Linked DNA regions of Mus musculus: regions 2 and 3 are each linked to region 1. The links are chromatin loops, found by intact Hi-C in ENCODE. Cell type or tissue: heart. All regions are shown on one strand.

Evidence for each region. Peaks named below come from ENCODE experiments on the same cell type or tissue, not always from the same donor. Only the 100,000 strongest peaks of a DNase experiment are listed, where the experiment ranks them.
Region 2: it touches region 1 in a loop (7-fold over the local background); 3 of 42 quality-filtered maps call a loop at or near these places.
Region 3: a loop joins it to region 1, with 2.5 times the contacts of the local background. A loop is called at or near these places in 4 of 42 quality-filtered maps.

What each region holds. Positions count from the first base shown.
Region 1 is chr6:134,424,092-134,426,591 of GRCm38, forward strand. All of the region lies in intron 3 of Bcl2l14 (BCL2-like 14 (apoptosis facilitator)), which reads left to right. Among named protein-coding and RNA genes, the nearest start is that of 4933406J09Rik, 22 kb to the left of the region's middle. In heart, a CTCF peak has its summit at 1,219 (motif pointing right); a DNase peak (open chromatin) is centred at 1,530; H3K27ac peaks cover 284 bases; H3K27me3 peaks cover 230 bases.
Region 2 is chr6:134,564,817-134,567,316 of GRCm38, forward strand. Lrp6 (low density lipoprotein receptor-related protein 6) reads right to left here and starts at 2,097. Exons shown (of 23, transcript NM_008514.4): 1 at 1,827-2,097. The coding sequence starts at 1,881. In heart, a CTCF peak has its summit at 1,223; DNase peaks (open chromatin) are centred at 1,205, 2,175 and 2,405; H3K4me3 peaks cover 2,500 bases; H3K27ac peaks cover 1,739 bases.
Region 3 is chr6:134,946,471-134,948,970 of GRCm38, forward strand. The region is part of intron 1 of Lockd (lncRNA downstream of Cdkn1b); the gene reads left to right. Among named protein-coding and RNA genes, the nearest start is that of Lockd, 19 kb to the left of the region's middle. In heart, a CTCF peak has its summit at 1,142 (motif pointing left); a DNase peak (open chromatin) is centred at 1,151.

The sequences.
Region 1 (2,500 bases):
CACTCTCCTTCCTTGTGTGTGCCAAGAGGCTGGCCTCCTCTTACCTGCTGAAGATAGAGGCCTTTCCACTTCTTTAATTTCCGCCGTAACCACCCACTTTCCCCAAGGAGGGAAGGGTGGGAGGGGATGGTGGCAGTAGGGGTTTTCTGGCTCTGTGATGGTAAAGAAGCTTGCTTTGAGAGAGAAGGCACCTTAGCCAGGGCAGAGGCTTTGCCTCTTCCTGGGCCAGTTCACCTCTGGGGAGCCTGGGTACTGTGTTTACACCCATATACTGGAGAGTCACACCCTCTCCTACTTCTTCCGGTTGATGGAAAGACCAAAGAGAAGAGCCAGATGATGGAGGCAGGACTTTCAAGGGTTCATGGCCAGCCTTGGCTATATAGTGAGATGAATGCCAACCTGGGCTACATGAGACCCTGTCTTAAACAACAAATAAACAAACAATGGAAAGAGGGAGAAAGAGAAAGGGAAGGAAGGAGAAGGGAGAGAAGAGAAAAGAGAGGGGGCAGTGGGAAGAGGCATGAGAGGAGTAACAGGGATGAAGAGGGAAGGAAGAAGGGAGGGAGGGAGGGAGGGAAAGAATAAAGGAAGGAAGGTAGGAAGGAAAGAAGGAAAGAAAGACACTCAGGCAAAGAGATAGAAGCAGATAGGTTTTCAGTTGAACACACTGGCTCATACCTGCCGTCCTCAGCATTCAGAAAGAAAAGCATGGCCAGTTCTAGGCTAGCCTGGGGTACTTAACAAGTTGGAGGCCAGCTTAGGGTTATACTGTAAGATTGTCTTGGAAAACTGAAAAGAAACAAAATACTTTTCAGAACATAAGCCACCGGGCTGGAGAGATGGCTCAGCAGTTAAGAGCACTGCTGCTCTTCCAGAGGTCCTGAGTTCAAATCCCAGCACCCATGTGCTAGCTCACAAAGTGTGTAACTATAGTCCCATGGGATCCGATGCCATCTTCTGGTATGCGTGCAGACAATCTTTTAAAAAGGGAAGTTTTTCAAAAAATGTAAACTATTCTTTTTTTAAAAAAACTGATAAAGTCTTCCCTTGTTAGGAAAAAAGAAATTGTACTATCACTGAGGGCTTTACCTCCACCCACTTTACCACCACTGAAGTGCCCTTTACCTCAGCAGACGCTTCTCCCGCCATCCCACCCACTCCCACCTCAGCAGAGCCCCTTCCTGCCAGGTTTGTTGGGCCTAGGAAACTTGTCCATAGTTAGTCAGCAGATGGCAGTAACGGCTCAGTTTTAAAGGGCTGTGATCATTCTAAGTTGGAATCAGCCCTGCATGGACATGGATGGCTCCAAACCAGCCTGTGACCAAGGGAACTTCTTCAGTTAGACTGCGAGGATGCAGGCTCCTAAGAATACGCAGAACCCATCACTCAAGAGGCAGTGAGACTTTGTGGCGGACACACTGCCTGAACCACACGAAGCCATCTTCTCAGATTTGTTCATCTGCTTCTAAATGCACGGGTGGCTGAGGCCACAGCAAGAGGGGTTCCGCCCTCCTCTCCTGCCCTGTCTTCCCACGCATGCGTCAGCAACTGTGGATCAGAGCTGGAGGCCCCAATGACCTGGCTTTAGGGGTCACTGTGGCCTGCACAGAGACAGGAAGTTTCCACAGCCTTCCTTCCGCATTTCCTAGAGGAAATGACAAAAGTATTGTTTGGCTTTCCCTCCTAACTTTTCAAAAGAAATCACTCACATCATCTCCTCCCCTTTTAGAAAGAAGAAAAATAAATTTCAGATGAGATTAAGAATAAAAACTAAATTTGAGAGAGTGGGTTTATTGGCTAAATTGTATCTTAGGCTTAATAACCATATATTACAATGTATATAACCATAATACAGAGAGGTTTTTGTTTTAAGATTTATTTATGTATGAGTACACTGTCACTGTCTTCAGACACACCAGAAGAGGGCATTGGATCCCATTACAGATGGTTGTGAGCCACTATGTGGTTGCTGGGAATTGAACTCAGGACTTCTGGAAGAGCAGCCAGTGCTGAGCCATCTCTCCAGCTCCCATAATACATAGTTTTATGCATATCTAATTATATGTTGGATGTTCTGAAGAACATATTCTACAGGGCTGTGGAGATTCTAGATATCATATCTCCATTCAAGTAGAAAGAAAAGAGAAAGGCAGAGATGGCTTTCTTTCTAGATTATTCTAGATTATTTGGATATGTGTGTATATATATATATATATATACAAATATACATATATGTATGTATGTATGGGTTTATTTACTACTTATTTGAGATAGGACCTCGCTATGTAGCCAAGACTAACCCCTACCTCTTGACCCACCCCCATCATTAATTACTGTGAATGAATGCTCTTCTCCAAATACAGTATGATTACACTCAGCTACTCCACTTGGGACCAAACACAGAACCACTTCAAGTTCCTACAGTGAGCTGATTGGTGGAACACCAGTGACTACCCAACAAGTCAGCCAAGTACCTGCCTGCTCTACCCCGCCTTCCCCA
Region 2 (2,500 bases), 140 kb after region 1:
TGGGAAACCAAGGGTGACTGTCACTTATAACAGAGGCTAACAGTGCCAAGAAGTGAAGAAACTTTAAATTAGGAATCGTTTACACCAAAAAGACAGTTTCAGTTGGAATGATATATGCTCACAATTAAATAATGCTAAACAGAAAAACAAAGACCTCCTTAGCATTATTGTATTACATTTAAATAAGCTCCACTTCGGACAGTTACCTCTTCTTGATCTTGTTACACACAATATCATGCTTCACCATCTCTAAACCAAACTCATGCATGAATCTACTCAACTCTAGGCTCAAACCTGTTATCAAAATAAACAAACAGTCCTATGTCCCCTCTAAGAATGGCAGCTGGACTTTCAGGCGCTAAAGCCATCAGAAGTCACAGATTTAGACTTTCCCAACTCTAAATCAATCCACTAGTTCTACATTTTAACTCTTATGAACTTGTCAATCATATTCACATGTTAATAACAACTTTCTCACAGCTACAGCAAAATCTTTCAATGTAGAGTTTACTATAACAAAATAAACACTTGATTATTAAATCTCTTGAGTAATAACATTGAGTTCTCTGCCATGGAAATTAAAACAGCAATTATCTTTCTGGTATTTGCAAAAAGGACTAGACAATTCGGGATACGCTTATTTTTAGAAAATGGTGGGGGGGTTTTAAGGCAAATAGTCTTATTCAAATACACACATGCATAGATGATAGGCTGTCCCATTTACATCATAAGATTGTTAGTTACTATCCTACTTTGCAAACTTCCATACTTCTGACGGACTTAAACGTTGAGCTTGTTAAATTAATAACTAAGAATCCCAGAGAGGTCCCATTAACTGGCACAGGTAAGTTAACAAAAGCGAACAACAAGATACGGCGTCAAACAGCACCTCAATTCTTGCACAGGCAACACTCTCCATGGCACCAGCCCCCATCGCTCATCAACTGAAGACCAGTCGACAAGGTTTCCATTGCAAACTGTCACACAACAAAAAGTCAGGACGTACGTCTCAGCCTCACAGTCCAAATTCAAAACACCACAGAGCCACTACGTTTAAGCGATTCCCATAGCAAATTACCCAGGGCATTCTCTGTTATTTACTAAAGTGCCAAGCAGTTCCCAGGGGTGCCCAGCAAATGATAATTTAGTTCCCAGGATAGGCTCCTCGCCACACAAGGATGACTTCCCTACTTGGTGCCAACTGTACACTTGCACACTCCGCAAACAGGGGGCGAGTCCTGAATACCAGGGGTTACGAGGGCAACGTTTGTGTTTTTATTATGGGCTCAGATGATCCCGAATGCTGAAAAGCGCGACCTATCACCCTAGAGTCAATTTCCAACTGTGCTCTCACCCAGGACCATTCTATCCCCGCGGAAGACAATTATTAGTTGTAACAAGGCCTAGAGAGGGGAGAAGGAAAAAAAAAATAGTGGGGTTTAAAGAAGAAGAAAAAAGTTCACCTAAGAGACACGGGAAAGGTGAGCTCAGGCTTCGAGGGAGAGGGAGGTCAACACCAATGGTGCTGAAAGCGCAACTACAAAAGCCCCTTTCTGCCCCGAGTGCAGGCGAGCCGGGCACCGTCAGTCATTCCGATGGAGTGCGGGGGGCCAGGGGTCCCCCCGAGGCCCGCAGCTTTGTCCGGCGGCGCCGCGGGGCCGGCCAGGGGTGTGCGCGGCGGCCGGGCGCGGCCCCCGACCGCGGGCCCCTTCCTCGCGCGGCTCCCCAGCGCCAGGCCTCTGTCCCCGCCGCTGTCCCCGCCACCTCCCCTCCCCCTCCCGGGACCCCGGCAACTTTTCCCCCGGCCTCGCCTCGCTTCGCCTCACCTCTCAGCAGCACGCAGAAGCTGCAGGCCAGGAGGCTCCTCAGCACGGCCCCCATCTTCCCCCCACCACCGCGCGCGCTCGCGGCCCTCACCGGCGCCCGGCGGCCAGGGGACGCGCGGGCGAGGAGCCGGGGCGGCCGCCGCAGCGGCGGGTCTGCACGCTCATGCTTTCCGCGGCCGCGAGAAGAAAGAAAAGGGCGCACGTCAGGGCTCTAGCGCGCCGCTCCGGCCCGGGCTCGCGCGACGCCAGCGCCTGCCCCCATGCCGCCGCCTCCTCCCGCGGCGCCCCACGTCCCCCGCGCGGCGCCTCATTCAGCCTCTTCCTCTCGCAGCGGCGCAGGGATCCGCCGCGGGGCCGCCGCCGTCTCCCTGCGCGCCCGACTCCCCCCACCCCCGTCCTCAGCGCGCCGCGGCCGGACCCCGGGAGCCGCGACCGCCGCGCGCGCCGACTCCCCGGAGAGCCCCCGCGGGTTGAGCCTCGCGAGCCCCCGCACGCTGCGGGGATAAGGTCTTCCCGAGGCGCATTCCGATGGGATTCTTTCCCCGGGCGGCGGAGGGCGTGAGGCGACGTCGGCCGACACTGGGGCCGGCGTGGTCGGGACTACTTTCTGCGTCCCGGCCCGTCGCCGCCCGCGCCGCTCTTTGTGCGCCCGGCCGCCGAGCCAGGTGGAGCTG
Region 3 (2,500 bases), 520 kb after region 1:
AAAAAAGACTCATTTTCTTTAAAGAACCAGCATAAAAAAAAAACTTCAGTGTGTGTGTGTGTGTGCGCGCGCGCGCGCGTGCGCGCACGCACACGCACACACACACACACACACACACACACACACACACACACACACACACACACACACACACACAAGCACTTGAACGTGTGCCAAGGCCAGAAAATAACTTGGAGAATCAGTTCGCTTCCACCGTGTGCGTTCTGGGGCTTGAACTCACGTCATCAGGCTTGGCAGCAAGCATCGTTACCTTCCGAGGATCCTCTAGACTCTCAGCAGCTTTTTTTGTTTTCTTATTTCTGTGTGTGTGTGTGTGTGTGTGTGTGTGTGTGTGTGTGTGTGTGTGTTTAAACTATTTTATGTGTTTGAGTGTTTGCCTACATGTATGTTATGTGCACGTCTTGCATGTGGAGATAAGAAAGGGATGTGGGACACCCTGGAACTGGAGATGTGCGTGGTTGTGAGCTACCCCACGAGGAGGAATCACAGTCAGGTCCTCTTTGAGAACACCAAGCGCTCTGAACCACCGAGCCATCTCTCTAGCCCTTATTTCTGTCTTTTGTTCGTCTGTTTGTTTTTGGTTTTTTGAGATAAAGTCTAATGTAGCTCAGGTTAGTTTTAAATTACCTAGGAAGTAGAGGCTGGCCTTGAAATTTTAACTTCCGGTTTCAACCTCCAAGCAGCTAGTATCATAGGTGCGTGCCATTCACACCCACCCACGGTTCATTCTCAATCTCTCTCTCTCTCTCTCTCTCTCTCTCTCTCTCTCTCTCTCTCTCTCTCTCTCTCTCTCTCTCTCTCTCTCTCTCTCTCTCTCTCTCTCTCTCTCTCTCTCTCTCTCTCTCTCTCTCTCTCTCTCTCTCTCTCTCTCTCTCTCTCTCTCTCTTCCTTCTTGTTTTAAAGTTATTGACCATTATTAGCTTCGGGGCAAGGTCTCACTAGTCACCCAGGCTAGCCTTCAGCTTTGTCCTCTTGTTTCGGCTTTCTCCCAAGTGTGTGTGGGGGGGGGGATAATAAAAATGAGCAACCCAGGGATTTTTGTTGTTGTTGACTTGTTATTTTGGAACTTGAAGATTAGCAAAGAGAGCCCTCTGCTGGCCAAAGTGGCACAGTGACCAAAGTTGATCCGAGGCTAGGCCAAAAGTTGCCGCGGGCCAGATCAGCTGTCTTTGGGTTTTTCAGTTAACAACTTAATATTTTTCTGTTCATTTCTTCAGCTGTCAACCCAGGTTTGTTTGGAGCTCGTGAATGTGATCTCTGATCCCCAACTCAGTCCCCGCTCTCACCTCCACCATTCATGTGTAGTTGAAGATGACTCTAAACTTCCAGTCTTTCTGCCTCCACCTCCAAGTGTTAGGGTTCCACGGGGTGAGCCCCCTACCCCCGCGCCAGTTTTCTGTAGTGCGGGGGAGGCAGAGTTTTGTGCATGCTAGACAAGCACTCTACTGACGGGGGGCTAAATCCTAGTCTCCCACTGCAGAGTCTTCCATGTTTAGGAAAAGAAGTTTTTATTGGGTGTGGTAGCTCACGCCTGTAATTCCAGGCACTTGGAAGACTGATGTGGAAGATTGAATGGATTTCAGGCCAGCCTGGGCTACATAGTTAGGTACAAGCCAGCTTGGGCTACAGAGTAAGACCCCCCCCCCCAACCCCCGACTCCTGCCCCGGGAATGTCGAAAAACAAACTCCAAAAAAAGAGCTGGGCATGGTGGCATGGTGGTGGTGCACAGATTTAATCCTAGCAGTTAGGAGGTGGAAGCTGGCGTCTATCCTCTCAAAAAAAAAAAAAAGAAGAGAGGGAGACAGAGAAAGAGAAAAGTTAAAAGTCTTACCTTTTATACTTCTTGAAACTAAAAACTGTGGGCCCAACCTTGAAATAACTCCTACATCTTATCACCTGTTTCCATTTTCTGCCGCCCCTCCCCCCACTGTCCTGCCCCCCCCACACACACACATTGCCCTCTCCCCACTCTGTCCTGCCTCCCTCCTCTGCTCTGCCTCCCACCCACCCCCAACGCGCGCCCCGCCTCCCCTTTCCAAGCAAGACAAAATAAAACCAATCTTCACTCAAAAGAATGATGGGATGGAAAGCTAGCTGGAGGGAAGTGGCCGCTTATCTCCTGCAGATCCCCAGCTGAATGCCAGCGCTGGGGCCCAGTCTGCTGTACACCTGAGAAACGTTGAGCTCGCTTCTCATGTCCCTGGCTGAGTTGTGGACCGTGGGAAAGAGGGCGCACAATGGGGGAGTGCTGGCTGCTTATCTAGAGGAGAAAGGGGATGTCTCCTGGGGACCTTCCATGGAGGCTTGGCAACAATGCGTTGCTCTTGTGTGATTGCACTGAGAACTTCCCTGCCCGTTGCGTTTTTTTTTTTTTTTTCTCCCCTGAAACAAAAATCTTATGTAGACCAGGCTGGCCTATACCTCTCAATCCTTCTACTTCTAAAGAATATAGGCATGTGCTACCTCGCACTCCCAACT